Linked DNA regions of Homo sapiens: region 2 is linked to region 1. The links are chromatin loops, found by intact Hi-C in ENCODE. Cell type or tissue: B cell. All regions are shown on one strand. Links, peaks and the distances in the headings refer to the core of each region. The heading gives the core; the rest is flanking DNA.

Region 1 (9,827 bases), core at 1,056-9,055:
GGTTTTTCCTGGATAAATAAAGTTTTCGAAAGTAATTGATTCAGCCAAAAGAAGCCACCAGAGAGCTTTACAAAGGACTCCACACAAAAGGAACTCTGTTGAATATCAATAACAGTATTCTAGATTCATGTGCAATTCAACCTTTTAACAATACTAGTGTTTGGCACGGGGTAAGCCAGCAGTCACTCCTGAATGAAAATCAAAACAAAATGAAATAAGGAACATAAAAAAATCCTAAATCTACAATATCAATGCTGGTGTTGAAGCCCAATAGGCTATTGGCTGTTTTTTAAATTTAAGTCTTTGAATAATGTGAGATGCTACTGAAAAATTATTTAATATTGTAGCAATTTTATAAAATAGCCTAGAAATGATATTAGCAATAACCAACATTTTAAAGCACTTAATATGTACCTTACATTAAATACCTATGAGACTTTATATGTACTCTTTTGCATACATATTTCATAAGAACCCCATGAGGTATAGAGATAAACTGCCCAACACTATCCAGGTGGCAAACTGCAGAAGAAGATAAATCAAGCTTTGTGTGACTCAGATGCCCTTTGCATCATCCTCACAATGCATGTGGCATTCTGCAGATATTTATATGACTGCAGAGTCCATTTCATTTCTACTAGGTTAAACTTCCTGACCTCTAGCAAAGCAGGACAGTTAGATACTCTAATATGATTCATATTTGGGTCCCACCAAAGATCTGTCCAGAGATATGCTTCTTTTGTGGTTCAAGGCACAGGGAATCTCTAGACTATGAATCCCAGAATGCAAATTGACTGATATTCAGGTTTTTCATTGAGTACATGAAAAGAAATTTCAACTGCCTTCTCCTTCCTTAAGAAGAACCCTTCCCTGGCTCTGAAAACATTGTCAATGGAGTGTATGCAATAGTAGAGGATAAAGTCAACTGAAATGAATTAATAGAACTTTATTAAAGATAATATGCATATAACTAGTTTTAAAAGGTAAAGAAACAAGGGAAAATGAGCTCAGCAATATATCAGGAGTTACCCAACCTGGAAAATATTATGGCAGTGATAAAACTACTGCAGTATTAAAGAGAGACAGAGAGAGAGAGAGAGCATTTCTAAGGCTACCTGATGAGTCTTTGAAACAGAAATCCAGCTGGCTCTAACCTTTTAGAAGATGGTATTTTTTTTCTAAAATATGGCTAACAAGCTTATGTGACGTATTCTCCATCAAAAATGAACTCTGAAGAGCAGTCTGACTCTAAGAATAACTTCTAATATCTAGGATGAGCAACTGTGGTTCTGTTTGCTCACTAACCTCACAAAGTGTCATTCCCTTTAAGGGTAGGGATGGCATTTTGATCAAATTTATTTTCTTTTCATTTTTCTGGGATAATGGGAGTTGATCACAGATTATAGTTGCCAGTACCATTCGAGGTGCCAAAGGATCCTTGGCACCTTACCACAAGTACCTGTCAGGTTGGTTGAGAAGGGAAATGTCAGCAGACAATTAGGATACAGTGACAAGTGCTGTGATGGGCCATAGGCACTCAAACTTCATGGCCGCATGGTGAAAGGGAGCATGGGCAGAGTGGTGGTGAGAAAGAACCTTTCTTGAGAGATTTTGTAAAGGACATGTCTGGTCCAGGTGAAGAACGGGGTGAGGGGTGCTCTAGGCTAATAAGCTTATGAATGAAGGCACAGAGGTGTGACAAAGCATCCTTGAGGAACTGGAGATAGTTAAGTATGGGATGAATGTTAAGATGCAGATAGTGAGTGTTGGGAGAGGAGGTCAGAGTCTCTCGTTAGCCAAATATTCTGTGCCTTCTGCTATTCATGAGGTGATGAACCAACCATTTATGAATAAGCATGAACACAGCTTTGCTGTTTTGTGCATGTATTCCTTCCTGTAGCTCAGTGGGGAGTATGTGCTACTACTAAATTGTTAGCTCCTTGAGGACAGGGACCACATGAGTCAGGAAACGCTGTAGATTGAGCATTATCCTTGAAGTCAGGGCAGTGCAAAAGTGGTACCCTTAAGGGAACACAATACATAAAAGCCAAGATCAGTTAGCATCTTTCAAGTTAACTGTTGAGTAAAAATGAAAGGAATGTAGAATATGTTTAAACATGTATGGACCACAAAACAATGTTAATTAAAGATTGTTTTCCAAAGGAGATAGATAAATGTTGGATTTACAAGAAAACAGAAGTTAACAATGAAGAGCATTTGTAAAGTTACAGAACTGGAAAGTTTCACACCACATGTAGATGATGGCAGGGGATTTACTGAAACAGTAGATAGGATAGTGTGACTGGATTAAGATGAATAGGTGGAAAGGCTGATCCAGCTAATTCTTATAGAAAGTGTGTAGGGTATAAACCATAAATAAACAAATTAAGATGATAGTGGAAGATCCTGATCACCTGACAGAAAGTAAATAATTGGTTTGAAACCAAAGCAGTTCCTGAGTTTCTTAAGAAGGAAAAAATATTAGTGTCATCATGTAAACGATGTTTGAGAAAGAGTTTCCAGCAATAATTTATATCTCTTCACAGAATGGAAATATTAAATTAAAAGGGTGGAAGGAGCCTATGGCTATTTTTTTTAAAAAAGCTGAGGAGACATAACAAATGGAGCAGAGGCTTCGGGTTCTAGCCCCAATTTTCCCTGGGCTGCCACTTCTCCTTTCCAGTCTGACAACTAGATGTTTTTTTCTTTTCTCTTTTCTATTGTTTTTTTTTTTTTTTTTTTTTTTTTGAGACCGCATTTCGCTCTTGTTGCCCAGGCTGGAGTGCAGTGGCATCATCTCGGCTCACTGCAAACTCTGCCTCTTGGGTTCAAGCGATTCTCCTGCCTCAGCCTCCCGAGTAGCTGGGATTACAGGCATGCACCAACACGCCCGGCTAATTTTGTATTTTTAGTAGAGATGGGGTTTTTCCATGTTGGTCAGGCTAATCTCGAACTCCTGACCTCAGATGATCCGCCCGCCTTGGCCTCCCAAACTGTTGGGATTACAGGCGTGAGCCACCGCACCTCGCCTCTTTTCTCTTTTAAACTTATTTTTGTCTCTACTTTGTTGTGTTAACTGGGGCAAGTCACATCAGCTCTCTGGGTATCAGATTCTTCAACTGTAACATGAGGAGGTAGGATCCAGATTGTCATTAAGGATGGCTTTTGAATTTATAATTCTAAAAAATTCCACAAAATTAATAAAATACAATCCTAGCTAATTTTCCCCACAGATAAGCAAACTCCCATTTCTCCTATGAAGGGAAGAACATGGGACCCAGAAAGCCTGAGGAGAGCCCCCAAGTGAGTCTTAGTTCAGTGTTCATTTTAGAAGCAACGCTTTCAAAAAAAGTATGTTTTTTCATATTTTAACATGTCTATTAAATGTCATAGAATTCATGGGATTTTACAATCATAATTAGCAGCATTTTTTTCTTTCTTAGCAGCTCAAAAAATTATGATATGTTATACATTTAAATTCTCTTTTAATTCTCAAGTCCAGTTAAGATCAGAGTATATATAGTAGATCTTTCTAACATCTGAAGCAACAGTATTTAGATGAATCAGTGGAATGAGACAGAGTCTCCAAAGCAGTTGTCACAATTTTATTAATTTTCAGAAAATCCTCGTACACTATAAGATAGTCTCTCTATATCTCCTGCTCAAGGTCACTCTTAGATAACTAATTCTTCTAAAGAAGGCCCAGGGTTCTGTTGGTTGAAACTTTTTATTGTATTGTTATTCACTGTTGCTATTTTTATTATCATAATTATTATTAATTTAGATCAATGTTTTTCAAACTGTAGACTGAAACCTATTTGTTGATTGTATCGTCAGTATAGTGGGTCATCACAGCATTTTAACAAATAAAGCAACATACGCTAAAACAGGAAATCTCATCCTATCTGGTAAGAGTATCATTTCCTGACACTCTTTCTGGATGTGCTTTGTTTTTTTTTCTTTTAATTTATATTTTTAGTTCTGGAGTACATGTGCAGGATGTACAGGTTTGTTACATAGGTAAACATGTGCCATGGAAGTCTGCTGCACCTATCAACCCGTCATCTAGGTTTTAAGCCCAGCATGCATTAGCTATTTTTCCTAATGCTCTCCCTCCCCCAACCCCACCCCCAACAGGCCCCAGTGTGTGTTGTTTCCCTCCCTGTGTCCATGTGTTCTTATTGTTCAGCTCCCACTTATGAGTGAGAACATGCCATGTTTGGTTCTCTGTTGCTGTGTTAGTTTGCTGAGGATAACGGCTTCCAGCTTCATCCATGTCCCTCCCTGTAAAGGACATGATCTCATTCTATTTTACGGCTGCATAGTATTCCATGGTGTATATGTATCACATTTTCCTTATCCAGTATATTGATAGGCATTTCTATTGATTCCATGTCTTTGCTATTGTGAATAGTGCTGCAATGAACTTACACATGCATATATCTTCTTAATAGAATGATTTATATTTCTTTGGGTATATACCCAATAATGGAATTGTTGGTTCAAATGATATTTCTGGTTCCAGATCTTTGAGGAATAGCCACACCATCTTCCACAATGGTTTAACTAAGTTACATTCCCACCAACAGTGTAAAAGTGCTCATACTTCTCCACAACCTTGCCACCATCTGTCGTTTCTTGACTTTTTAAAAATCACCGTTCTGACTGGCGTAGATATACGTACAAGCATACATTCACATATGGGAGTCCTGGATCATGGTTTAGGATGCATTTCTTTTGTGGGTTATAATCAAAAAAGATTCAAAAATGCTAATCTAGGCCCAGCCTTGGAGGGCTCTGTGGCTATTAAACAGCTTGAAGCATAAGCAACCATGTAGAAAGATGCCGAATTTGGGGCAATGTCTTTGCAGGAGCACCATGTCCATAACCATACCAAAAACATGCTTGGCAAAATAGAGAGGTGCTTTGGATTGCCTTGAACTAGCTACTCATTAAGAAGTATTTGGTGACTCTGTTCTCTTTACAAGCCATCTGTATTGCCAGTCTCATTTGACAGCCTTTCTACTCAAAGGCCCCTAATTATTTAATTACTAATAGTAAGTTGATAGGAATTTATAACAAAAAATTTCAATTGACCTCTGATAGTAGGTGACAACATTTATTTCTATTATAAGAAAATTCCTTGGGAAATTCTACTTTGAAATTTGGACTCAGATGTTTAATACCTTTTAGGCAGTACATTCACCTAAGGAAGGTATTGTTTGAGGAAGCAGACATTGTTAAATACCTTTCCTTCCAAATTACTCAGAATGATAAAGAGCTAGGTCCCCTTGCAGGCATATACATTCACTTGGTGTTTCCTATATTGCCTGGAGTTTCTGCTTTCACTTCTATTTCAAGCATCCTTCCTGTACGTAAAAACAGGGGGTTCCTACAAAGGAGGAAATGAAACCAGCAGCTGTAATCATGAAAATGAGAAAGTATTTTTTCCCTCCAACCTGTATAAATGGTGGAGTCTATGTCATAACTGAAGAATATTCTTCCTATATCAGCTTTTTCAGATCAACATTCTAATGTTGACTCTCTTTGAGATTCTAACCAGGAGTAGCACCTTGTGCTTATCTACAGCCTCCTCATGGAACCAAATCATTTCATTTTACAAATGAAGAAACTGAGGCCTAGGTAAGCTTGTCACTAGCCCAAGTTCAGAAAACCTGTTACTGGGAGATCTGACATGGTGAAAGTGTTCCACAGCAGACTGGTTATATTACACTAACTTATTGCATTTAGACTCTTTTTCAAGGATGCCTTAAATCTTTGAGAGAAGTGTAATACCTGACTCAGGTATTTTAAATCTATTATTGAGTCTCCACATGGAAGTTTCTCCTCTTACTGAAAATCATGCTAGATGGGTACAACTAATAAATCCTAATACATTTAATAAGTGATATAATATGACCTTAAATTCCTTGCTATAGTTTCCATGTACTTCAGAAACAGAGGAATAAAAGCTATATTTTCTTTCTCAAGATATCTGTGAGGAAGATCAATGGTGAGTAGATTTCCCTCTAGTATGGACATTCTGTGAACAAAATTCTCTTTATCCATTTGGATGCCATGAAGTAATATATTACCAATAAATATAAAAACAATACACCTGGTTTAAGTATAAGGCTTGAATCACTGCTACTTCAAAAGGAGTCGAAGGATTTTATTTATAGGTTGGAGAATACAGGAGATTCAGAAAAGGAATAGCCTTTTAAAAATCATTATTTCGAATGAGAAAAGGAAGACAAAGTTTAAAATAAGCAAGATGAGAGAGAAAAAACTTTTTGACATCTGAGTAAACAAAACAACCTCAGATGTCTTTGATTAGTGTTTTCACACAGGGTGCTGTCAAGAAAGTTTCCATCCAAATGAATTCTATTTTTTAGTTCATATCTTTGTAAAATACATCTTGCTAGAAAAATGAATTTATCTTGTATAATTTATACAATATGGTTAAAACTGACAAAAGAAAATAAAATATTAAGGCAAAATTAAAACAATCTGGTAAAAAAAATTATGTTCAAATATCAAATACATAAATTCACAAAATAAGTGGAAAAATCTAAATACACTGATATGTACAATGACCAATAAATATACACATTGACATATACCCTTTCAATATACTAGGCAATAATTGAGCTCTTAATGGAGATTATGTTGCAAAGCAAAAATATTTATGATATGTAGAGATGTTACAAACTTGTACTATATATACAAAATGATGAGCTCTATAATTCCATCTGATTACTCCCATTTAAAAGAAAACCAGCAGTCATTTAAATGGTAGTTTCTGAAAGACCATAATATTAAGAGTGGGTATCTTTGGTAAAAGTTTTGAGATCTAAAAAGTTTTTATTTTTAAAATTTTGTAAAATAGCCACAAATTAAAGTTTTTAGGGTAATAAATATGTTTTGATTTTGGAGAAAATAATCTGCCCTTCCTTTCTGCAAATATTATTTCCACTGTCAAGTTTGTGGTCAATAAAGCTCAACAATTGGCTAGGATTTCCTCAATTTATATTAAAAAGTACTTCATTTTTCCTGAATTCACCTGGAAGTCTCTGTTAATGAGATCATAGATGAGAATATAAAACAAAACAAAAACAAAACACACTGAAACCGACAAACTGACAAATTTGACACACTAAAGTTCAGGTATTTTGCTCACGTACTGATTCAGAGCCTATTTCCTGTTACCTTATCCATAATTTTTGTACACATAGCTATTTGACTTCCAAGACTTTAGTAGATTAGAGCCAACAAGTTGAATGGGGGTTGAGAAGGGGTGGAGTAGCTACTGATAGTGTGGCAACAAGGAAAGGAACAGAAAATTATAAAAAGAAAACCTTGAAGCATCCGGTTGATATACAGATTGTGGCATAGGGGCAAACAAGTCTACAACCTTCAGTAGGTCCCAGATCATTAATATATAATTGTAGAGGAAAATAACTAAATTTTAACAATAGTTAACACTGAGTAATAAAGAAAGGCAAAAATATAACCAGAATATACTTTTTAAGAAGCTGAAAAATGAATTACATTGTTTAATATAATTCCACATAAAAAGCTTACAATAAAATTAATCTAGTGTTTCAAGGGACAAATGATCAACTATGTTGAATGATTCATCCCCAGCTGTTTTAGGATCTTTTTTTTTTTTTTTTTTTTGAGACAGAGTCTTGCACTGTCACCTGGGCTGGAGTGCAATGGCACGATCTTGGCTCACTGCAACTTCCACCTCCCGGGTTCAAGCAATTCTCCTGCCTCAGCCTCCCGAGTAGCTGGGATTGCAGGTGCCCGCCACCACGCAAGTCTAATTTTTGTATTTTTAGTAGAGACAGGGTTTCACTATGTTGGCCAGGAGGGTCTCAAACTCCTGACCTTGTGATCCGCCCACCTCGGCCTCCCAAAGTGCTGGAACTACAGGCATGAGCCACCACTCCTGGTAGGATCACTTATTTTTAGGGTAATTAAAAAAAAACTTCTGCTGACTTTTTGCATCACTTGAGAACACGTGCTTCTTTCTTAGTGTTAGCCCAATATTAGGGCTATTATGCTAATATTTCTGCCCAACTGAAACCATATAGACAGGTCATAATGGTACCAAAAGACAAGAATGTGACTAGCTTGTCCCGTCCTTGCTTTCTATGGATGTTCATCCTTGCATCCACTGTGGACTAACACATGTTTTATGCTGGCAGATCAGTACATTACTCCTGTGCAGCTAGTTCTGTTGTTGCCTGGTAGAGCTTGCTGATGTCCTTTCTATGGCACAGCCAGCTGCTTGCAAAGAGCAGATCAGGGTTAGACATAGTTCTAACCCTGGAGAACTGGGTTCCAGTTGCCAGAGCTCAGTCCTAAAATTGGGCAATCTAGCATCCGGGTGATGATAACAACACTGACAAACTGCTGACACAGAACCCCCAAATTCTTTATCATCACAGAATAAATAATACTCCTTAAAATGAATCATAGGCAAACCCTTAGGTCAAAATCCAGTTGGGTGTATTTTTGACTTGTTCCTTTGAGTGAGGGCCCCTCTTCCTATCCTTCTTCCTCCATTTAGGTACTCAAGTTTTTCTAGTGTAAAAGTGTCACTTTTGTGAATGTGAGTCCCCTCTTTGCCTTTCTCTCTCAACATTTCCATTTCCCTCATCTTCTAGTCTGGAGGTTGCTCTGCTGAGTCCCCGCCTCCCACAGCTCCTTGGCCACAGTCCGAGGCTGGTGGGTGGAACGCTGTTTGTCAGGGACTGTCTGGGTCAGAAGTGGCTGGGCTGCTGCTCAGCTGGAGGGACAGACACGGTCTCCAGCTGCACAGCCAGTGGATAAAGGACCCTTTCACTGTCCTCTCTTCTCCTCACAGGATAACGGATCACAGGAGTTTCTTTTTCCTTTCCTGCTCCTTACCCAGCTGTCACAGCATCCCCTTCCCTAGCATTCTGCCTCCCAGATGGAACATGGGGACAGAAAGCTAGAGAGATCCATCATTGGCACCTGGAAACTATCTACCCCAAATTTATATCTAAAAGGAAAGAGTCTCATCTAAATCAAAATATTTGCCCTCTTGTCAAGCGTCATGTCCCCTTCAATTCCTCAGTTTCCACTGAATTTCCGTCTGGAGATTTTTATTCCCATTTCTCTTGCAGCCAAGGTCAGCAATCCCCCAGTCACTTGTTGTGGGGGCTACTTTTCTTCAATAGACTGTTTGTTTTGTTTTCGACTCAGTTTCTTGTTTCAATTTCTGCTTTTCTTTCCCCTTTTCACTCCTCCCTAGCCAGTTGCTCTCTGACCCTTCACTAATTCCGCCTCCTCCTCTCCTGATTTCTTTCCAGATTGTTCTTCACTCTGTCCCATTTCACTCTCTGGCCTCACGCCCCTCCCAATGTCACCCATCCCTTTCTCATTCTCATTTGTTCCCCTTATTCTTTTGGTAATTTCTGCCCCCGTGATCCTTATCTTTTCTGTCCTAAATGTTCTGTTTGTCTTCCTTTCCCTCATCCGATAAACTGAATCCAGTGAGAAGGAAAGACACTTCCTGCCCTATGAAATTGTGCCATTGCATTTTAACAAAAATAAGCACTGCCAGTAAAATTGCTTAACACTAATGAAACATAAATGTTTGTAGAAAGACAGGAAGCAGGACAAAAAGTACTTATTTGCTATGATTGAAGTTAAAATTTGAAACTGTGAACTGAAAAGGAGACATTCTTTTAATAGTTAATGAGCCAAAGTTGGTAAACGCAGTGTTAATATTTCTAGGGTTTATGACCAATTCTGTCCTACTAAGCATGTTAATCAAATATTGGACAATTTAT
Region 2 (9,827 bases), core at 710-8,709, 74 kb after region 1:
GCTGGTGGGTAAGGAGCAGTGGCTCGGGCTTTGTTGCTGGTATGGATTTCTCCTGTTTGCTGTGGAATAGAATTTAGGGAAGTAATGAGGGAGCCCTGTCGTGTTCACCACACACAGGCTCCATCAGTGCAAAATTTCACTCGGCAGATGAACACAGACAGATGCACATTTTCTTCACCAATGAAATATTAAACATGACAGTTGTGTTACTCATCGGGAAATGCTGCATGCAAAATGCATGTGTAACCCACGAGGTCTTCCTCATTTCATCCCTCCTGCTTGGCTAGGGTTCTAGGAGATGATATTCCTCCTGCAACGATGTTCAGGTATCCAATTCCAAAAGTTACGGTCAATGGTATCTTTGGGAAGATAATTTAAAGGCTTTTGGCTTTAAATTAAGGATCCATTAAGATAATAAAATGTTGTCTTTGACTTTATTGTTATTCTGCCTAAGGGATCTGTGGGAGAACACAGGATTAAAAACTATGGAGAGAAAGATTCCCATCACTATGGAAACAGATTCATTTATTTTTATAGGCTGATTTCTAATTCCTCTCCCTGGGCAAAGCTCCCACTAACTTCTGATGCTAGGAGATGATGCTTATTCAACAGATATTTTGTTGCTTGGGGTTGCTTTTCCTGTTTATTTGGAGAGAAGGGTGGTAGGAGAGGAGGGCTCAGTAAAGAGGCAAGCTGTATAAGAATATGTTTTCAGTGGTTTGACTTAAATCAGAGTAGCCAACTGATTGGAGTGAGAAGGCCATATTTAGAACTCACTACCAATATAGGAAAAGGAAACCCCTTAAGTGTTACTAGCTTGACATCAACTCTTAAAAAATGCAAAATACAGAGAGAGCAGTTTCAAGAAGCATAACTCCTGAATAAAATTCTGTCTGTTGACTATGTTCAGCCTAGAACCTCATAACTATATATAGAGAACATCACAAAGGGTAGCATTCTTTAGGAACCACAATAGGTTTCCAGTCAACTATTTTTAACTACTCATTTCTTACTGTTTTTGAAGTTTATATTACCCAATGGGATGCCAAATTCTCTCTCTTACAAGCAGGGATCTTGTGGATAAGGAACAGCTCTTACTTCCCCTATTAGCTACTTCCAAGAACAAATGAGGATTGTAATTGATACCTGCTGCTATGCTGTTGCACTCTTAGCCTGAGAAGTGCTAGGGATATAAATAGCAGCTTGATGATTTAACTCAACCTGGTTTAAGAGATCATGTGTTGCTGTTACTTTGCATGAAAATGACATCATGCCTGGTTATTCAATGTGCTGTGCAATCCAACAAACTGAGGATGGCCAATCACAGATCTCTGTATCAGAATTTGGTCAAAGCTCTGGAATGCAGGATGAAACAGTGCATGCAGAACTGGTAGAAAGATCAGTGGAGCAATTCATCCATCAAATCTGACCAAACAGCTGCCACTCCCCTTTCAGGCAACTCAGACATTAGCCATCAGTCCTGGAAAGCCATAGGAGCAAAGCCAGTTAAATCATGATTCAGCAAATTGAAATTCAAGTAAAGTGCAATGCAGCAGCGTGTTTGCGCACGTGTGTGGGTGTACGTATATGAAGAAAGCCACAGGTGTGGTGAAAGATTCCCTAGATTGAGTTCCCTATTTAATCTTTAATATAGAGGAGACAAAATTTAGAAATTGGTTTTAAAATGTCTGTTTCACATTGCCAAATATTTGACCTCAGGAAATACCTGGATGTTTGGCCAACTTCTTCATCATGTATTTGACACAGGTACCGTTCTATGCTTACTTCAGTGCACATATGCACACAGGCCTTCAGAGACGGTTAGCCCATTTACCCCATTTGGCTGCCTCTTATCCAAAGGACTCTAAGTGACACTGAAAGCAGGATGCAGAGGTGGGTAAAAATATGTGTAGGAGAAGACTAAGTAACTCAACCTGGGATGGAAGAGTACATGATGTAATATTGCATATCCCAAGGCCACATTTTCCACAGCAGGTGGGGGAGGGTGGTATATGATTTGAGGATTTTGGCAAAAGCACTGGCATCCCTCTGTATTAGAAATAAAAACCAAGAGATATCCGTATAATAGAAAACTGGATAAATCACACATTAAAATCTTTATTTCAAGTCAATAACCGTATGTTGAAAGAAATGTGCAAGGTACTAGGCAGGAGACAACATTACCATACACAGGCCTCGCCCTCAATGCCTTTACAGTCCGGTGAAGGATTGAGACACAGAAACAATGAATCATTGGCAAAAGAAAGGGGGAAGGAGGAGTCTAACGTGATGCTAAGATTCCTACTTGAGTGACTAGCAAGAAATATGGAATGATGAGCAATTAAATTTTTTTTTCAAATATTACAAAGGCAACACGTGCTCGTTCATCCCCACCACACCCCACCCTGGGAAATAACATTAAGTCAGCTGATTATTCCACCATTCCCATGTCCATTCAAACACACAAACACATATACACAGGTAGAGTTTTTTGTTATTTTTGTTTTTATAATAACGGGATGATGTACATATTAATTTGCAAGCTGCTTTATTCACTTCAGAATATATCATAGATGCGTTTTCACACTGAAGAGCTGCAAGATGGCCATAATTCATTGTCATCTATTCTGCTCTGATGGGAATTCAGGTTGTTCCCAGTTTTCTATCACTAACAATAAGCATCCTTACAAATATATCTTTATATAGAGAGGTGCTTTGAATTCAATAAGATAGAGTCTAAAAATAGGATCGCTGGGTTAAAAGGTATAGGTACTTTTTTTTTGTTTTTTGAGACAGAGTCTCACTCCATCACCCAAGCTGGAGTGCAGTGGCGTGATCTCAGCTCACTGCAACCTCTGCCTCCTGGGTTCAAATGGTTCTCCTGCCTCAGCCTCATGAGTAGCTGGGATTATAGGTGCCTGCCACCACGCCCAGCTAGTTTTTGTATTTTTAGTAGAGACAGGGTTTCACCATGTTGGCCAGGCTGGTCTCGAACTCCTGACCTCAAATGATCCACCTGCTTCGGCCTCCCAAAGTGCTGGGATTACAGACGTGAGTCACTGTGTCTGGCCAGTATACATACTTTTCATTATAACTAAGTCTTCCAGATTTCTTTTCAAAGAAGGTGAAGCAATTTATGTGATACATGGAAATTCTTACTGATGATGAGCAACTCTGGGAACTGGAGACCTGAGTACGGCAGAAAAAGGAAGGGAACAGTATTTAGTTTGATTTTCAACTAGTTAAGTCTAAGATGTCTGCTGGATGTTTCTAGGTTGACACCTAGTAGGTAGTGAGCTATTCAGCTCTGGCACTAACAGATTTACATGTGAGTGAGGACAAAGGAGTGGATGGAATAGCTCTGAGGAAGAGAATGGAGCCGAGAAGTGGGGTGACTATAGATCTCAAGGTAGCTCCTCCATCATGAAGCTGAGTGGAAAAATTCGGAATTAGCAAAGGAGGCTGTGGGTGTGTCTGAGAGGTAGGTGGAAGCAGAAAGAGTGCAAACTAAGGGAAACAAGAGGAAGAGCCAGTCTCAAAAAGCAGAACCTGGACTACGGCATCAAACGTGGGGTGAGATCTTTAATCACAGTGACCTGGATGTTGCTATTATATCTCATGTTTAGGGCACAGAAATGGAAATTCCAATCTCATATTTTTTTAAAAAAATTTTGCAATTCCCATGGTAGCCTTGGGAATTGCAAGTGCCAACTGCAAGGAATAGGGTGATACTGACATGTCAAATATACTTTTATCCAAAAATCATCCCAGGGCGTCCCAGCTATTGGGGATTATACTCTACACCCCACAAGAAGTTCTTCAGCAACACTGGAAATGAGTTGGAAAATGGTCATTTCCCCTCCCCATGCCCGCCTTGTGAAAGAAGCCCTGTCAATCACAGAATAAAAGGCCCTAAATCATTCACTGAGCAGAAAAATAGCCTGTAAATTATCAAAAGCTTATTACATCCATGTTGACAGCACATAGGCTATGATGCTGAAATTTCACTCTCATCATCTCTTTCTGGACAACGGAAATGGAGTCTTCACCTGCCTATTTCAAAAGTCCTCTTGATGATAAGCTCTAAATATGTTGCTGCAACACACCATGTGATTATCTACATCATACACCTCATGACATTGTCCTGTGTTTGTGGAGGGGATTCAGGACAGGAAGTGACTCTGTCATAACTGGGCACACTTATGTACACACTTAAAATGTTCAACCTCCAGGGAACACTGACAATCCCCTCCCTCTGCCTGCTCATTTCTTTTGTTTAGTGATGACCCACTCCTATTGATAAGCAGCATATGTAGGAAATGCTCCAGAGGAAAAGAACAGCCATTTTACACTATGACTAGGCCATACTTCAACTGGCCTGATGAGAAGGACAGCAAGATTTTCAACACTGGCCTCATGGAGTCAGATGATGCACAGGTATCAAATGCTATCCCTCAGACAGGTTTTTAAGAGGACAGTGTTTGCACAACAGTGATAAAGGCTATCCTGGGAATTGCAAATTCAATTTGACTTACAGCAGTCATGCTTTCCTCTGGAGACAGAGATGATTTGAGCTGCAGGGAAACACATACACACACACACACACACACACACACACAACTCCTTGCACTGCCTGAAAATTAGTATGGATTGACAAAATGAAATAGCATAGTAGACTGGCAGAGAGATGATAATTGCAGTAGGGCAACCAGGGCTGGTTGAGCCCAGAGGAGGAAATTATCATTTTGATTATGTTCAGGAGAATCTATTTATGAGTACAGGTTTCCTAGTTGAGTCAGATTAAATATTTTTCTGGCTCTAAAACACAAAATTTCTATAAAAATAAACTTAGGTAAATTCTTTGACCCAGAATCTTTTCAATCATTTCTGCTTGATGAAAAGCAGTCGTACAGGGGAAGGCTTCTCATTTATCTCACGGATCATTTACACCTGCAACTTGGCAGCATTCTTACCAAGTGTCCTCTCCACACAGCCACCTGCCATACCCGAGTCTCCTTTTCCTCATGCTTCTTCAGCCCATTGGCTCACCCCACGTGGCAGGGAACACAGCCTCTGTAAGAATGAGGAAGTGAAAGCACTGTGCAAAAGAAAAGCTGGTATACAAGGCTGGTGATACGTCTGTAAAGGCAAACTGCAACACGTTAAACTTGAAATTCGGACAAACCTGAGTTCAAATTCCATCTCAGCCACTTACAAGGTGGATGACCTTGGGCAAGTTACACAACCTTTGTTTCCTTATGTGTAAGACAGGGAAATCAATATTCACTTCTTAGGATTGTGGTAAGGATTGGAGGGGAAAATTAATAATCAATGGATCCAGACATGCACATGTTTAGTGTCCCTGGCATGTTGTAGGCACCACTACAATGTAATGATTATGTGGAGAATCTATAAAATCCTATAAAAATTTGCCTGAGTCGTTGACTCCAAAGTAATAAACTAGTTTGCTTTAATGTTAAATGCCAAAAGCATTACTCAAGAAATATTATTTCCTGATTGTTTTTTCTCATAAAACCCACAACATTCTTTCTCATCAAGTTGGCTAGAGGGTTTTGAGGGTTGGGGACCCCACTGGACCCAGGTTTTGTTCTAACTGAATTGCATTAAGGTTAGAAAAGAATGAATGATTTAGGAAGCTATTTCTAATTCCTTTATGTCTGTAAAACACTCAAATAAAATAAATCTGACAAAATCAGTAGATTTCCCAAACTTGAGTCATTTTCTCATGATAAGGCATTTCTCTCAAGATAAGGCAGCATAAGGCTAGACGTTAATTTTTGACAAGGGTACCAAAACAATTCCATGGGGGAAATAATAGTTTTTTTTTCAACAAATGGTGCATATCTATATGCAAAAGAATGAAACTGGACCCCTTTCTCACATGATAGATGAAAATTAACCCCAAAAGGACCATAGACCTAAATGTAAGAAAGAAAATTATAAAACTCATAGAAGAAAGCACAGAAGTAAATCTTCAGTGATTTTGGGTTAAGTGAGGTCTTAAATATAATACCAAAAGCAAGTGCAACAAAAGAAAAAAATAGATAAATTAGACTGCATCAAAATTAAAAATTTTTATGCTTCAAAGGACATCAACAAGAAAATGAAAAAGATGACTCACAAAATGGGGGAAAATTTGCATGTTACATATCTGATAATAGATTTATATCTAGAATATATGAAGAACTCTTACAACTCAATAAAATAAAGAAAGATACCCCAATTAAAATATGGGCTTAGCCAGTGCTTTGGGAGGCTGAGACAGGGGGATCGCTTGAGCCCAGGAGTTTGAGGCTGCAGTGAAATATGATCGTGCCACTGCACTCCGGCCTAGGTGACAAAGCAAGACCCTGACTCTAATATATAGATATATATATAGATATATATTATATCGATATTATATTAATATTATATATTAATATCTATATATTATAGATATATATTATATCTATAGTATTATAATATATATTATATAATTATATATTATATATTATATTATATAATATAATATATAATATATAATTATAATATATAATTATATTATATATAATATAATATAATATTGTATTATATATCATACAATATTATATTATATTATATATAATATAATATAAATTACATAATATTATATAATATAATATATATTACATAATATTATATAATATAATATATATTACATAATATTATATAATATAATATATATTACATAATATTATATAATATATAATATAATTATTATAAAATATAATATAATATAAAATATATATTATATAATAATATATATTATATATTATATAATATATTATATAATATAATATATAATATATAATTATATAATATATATTATAATACTATAGATATAATATATATCTATATATTAATATATAGATATTAATATCTACATCTATAATATATAGATATTAATATATAATATTAATATAATAATATCGATATAATATATATCTATATATATATCTATATATTAGAGTCAGGGTCTTGCTTTGTCACCTAGGCCGGAGTGCAGTGGCACGATCATATTTCACTGCAGCCTCAAACTCCTGGGCTCAAGCGATCCCCCTGTCTCAGCCCCCCAAAGCACTGGCTAATATATATAATATAATTATATATTATATCTAATATATATTAGATATATTATATATTATATCTATATATAATATAGATATAATATATAATATATAATACATATTTATATTATATATAATACATATTATATATTAATATATTATATATAATATATAAATATATATTCAATTAAAAGTAAAATAATATGTATTATAATATATAGATATATATTATAATACATATTATTTTACTTTTAATTGAATATATATTTATATATATTTTACACTTAATTTTATATATATTAAATTATATAATATTTTACATATATATGTAAAATGGGCTTAGAATTTAAACAGAAGATTTGAAAGATTTACAAATGGTTAGTAAGGACATGAAAAGATGTCCCATGTTATTAGCTATTAGAAAAATGCAAATCAAAACTACAACAAGGTACCACATTACACCCATCACACCTTTGTAGGATGGCCATAATCAAAAACAAGGATAACAATAAATGTTAGCAATTAAGAAATGTATGCCTTCCTGGCTGGGCGCGGTGGTTCACACCTGTAATCCCAGCACTTTGGGAGGCTGAGGCAGATGGACCATTTGAGGTCAGGAGTTCAAGACCAACCTGGCCAACATGGTAAAACATCGTCTTTACTAAAAATACAAAAATTAGCTGGGCATGGTGGCATGAGCCTGTAATCCCATCTACTCAGGAGGCTGAGGCAGGAGAATCACTGGAACCCAGGAAGCAGAGGTTGCAGTGAGCCAAGATCACACCACTGCACTCTAGCCTAGGTGACAGAGCGAGACTCCATCTCAAAAAAAAGAAAAAGAAAAGAAAAGAAAAGAAAGAAATGCATGCATTTCTTAATACATAACCCAGTTGAACTGATGATAGGTTTTGTGGCTAACCATGCCTAAGAAAAGCAAGCAAGCAATATGAACAGCCATATACAATAGCTCTGTCTCAGTTACTCTATGTCCTAGTGAGGTTAGGTTAACTCAGGTTGTCAAAGAGAACTCTAGCTTGGAGATGTGGAGAAATTGAGACCCTCATACATTGGTGGTAAGAATGTAAAGTAGCACAGATGCTGTGGCAAACAAAATATTCAACACAGAGTTACCAAATGACCCAGCAGTTAGACCCCTAGAGAAATAAAAACATGTCCACACCAAAACTTCAATGTGGTAAACAATGCCCAGAATAGGAAAATACATAGAAATGGAAAGTAGATTCGTGGTTTCCTAGGGCTGGGGTCGGGGGAGATTGTTGGGGAAATAAGAAGGGATTGCTAATGGGTTCAGGGTCTTAGTTTGAAAATATATGAAAACTTGAATGTATCAATTGGTTTATATTGGGAGAGCATACAGGCTGGCTGTATTCATACATGTTATATTAAAGGGACTCCAAACTAACTGCCAATGTCTATCTCTGCCCAAGCCCTGCTGGCTGCCCCTCCCCACCCTGCCCAGTGACTGCTGTCACCCTTTGTTCCTGCAAGGACTAGGCATGGGTACAGGGCAGATCCTGATCGAGCCTGTGGGCCCTGGACTCCCAGCACAGGGTGTGGTTATTGCCATCTCCTCTCCAGACTGGCAGTACCATGCATGCTTGGTGGGTGGCAGCAGGGGGTGGGGGAGGGGATAGGCCAGGAGGAGAGGGGAGTGGAGGTAAGTCTCTCACCCACCTGGATCCAGGTACCTGGCATGTCCTGGTTTGAAGGATGCAATCCCCTTGGGGCTACCAGTCACTGTAGCTTGGGACAGCAGGTCCATGGGAAGGGAAGATTGACTCCTCCCACCCCTCAACCCCCAGCTTTCTGCCAGGACACAGCCTCTTGGCGGGCCTGGCATCTGGAGAGAGAGGAAACCTGGCAACTGGTGAGCTGAGTTGCAGGGTGGGATCCCTGGGCACCTGTGAGGCTCTGTAACTGCCCTTCATTCCCATGCCCAAGGGATTGCAACACTAAATAATAGTAATAATAAAACATTATGATGAGGGAGAGAACGTGGAAGAAAGGAAAAAGTTTTAAACATTTAAAATATGAGTGCCTTTACTGGCACTTTTTCCCTGCCCTTTGAATGTGGAGTTCTTGCATTTTCATTTTGCACGAGGCTCAGCAAATTACGTAGTTGGCCCTGCCCAGGAAGAGTATGATCTTGCAAGTCGGGCACAGCAAAACTCCAGGGGTTGTCATAGATCATGGTGTGGATGGGGCGTGCAGTTGCATAGTGAACGATATGAACAGCCATGCACAACAGCCCTGTCTCAGTGACTCTATGTCCTACTGAGGTTAGGTTAACGCAGGTTCTCAAGAGGAACTCTAGCTTAGAAAATTGGGTGTCTGAGAAATTCTTTCACTTAGAAGTCTAGTTTTAGAATGGGCTTAAGGGAAATAAGAATGCTCTTGAGCAAGGCCTAATATGGGAGAGTTTCCTGAAGAATTATGATTTTCTGTCCTCTCATCTCTTTCTCCTATTTCTATAGATGGCACCACCATGCTTGTTTCTCCTTTGTTCCCTAAATACCAATAACAGTAATTGTGTATATGAAATGTGTTAATAACAAATTTAGTGCTTACTATAAGCTAGACACTATGTGTGAAGCAGTGGTTAACAGTAGGAACTGAAGCCAAACAGTCTTGGACCACTATAAACCAATTGTGTGACCTTGAGCAAGTTACTGAACTCAGTTTCTGTATCTATAAAACAGG

Evidence for each region. A loop is a pair of places that touch in the nucleus more often than their neighbours do. Peaks named below come from ENCODE experiments on the same cell type or tissue, not always from the same donor. Only the 100,000 strongest peaks of a DNase experiment are listed, where the experiment ranks them.
Region 2: a loop joins it to region 1, with 6 times the contacts of the local background. A loop is called at or near these places in 4 of 110 quality-filtered maps.

Annotation. Positions count from the first base shown.
Region 1 is chr4:81,556,939-81,566,765 of GRCh38, forward strand. No RefSeq gene overlaps it. Among named protein-coding and RNA genes, the nearest start is that of RASGEF1B, 90 kb to the left of the region's middle. RefSeq lists an enhancer at 5,597-5,766. In B cell, for the core only: no CTCF peak of the experiment used is centred there; a DNase peak (open chromatin) is centred at 5,373; H3K4me3 peaks cover 2,411 bases; H3K27ac peaks cover 4,989 bases.
Region 2 is chr4:81,630,825-81,640,651 of GRCh38, forward strand. No RefSeq gene overlaps it. Among named protein-coding and RNA genes, the nearest start is that of RASGEF1B, 160 kb to the left of the region's middle. In B cell, for the core only: no CTCF peak of the experiment used is centred there; DNase peaks (open chromatin) are centred at 1,387, 1,527, 4,257 and 5,057; H3K4me3 peaks cover 423 bases; H3K27ac peaks cover 1,275 bases.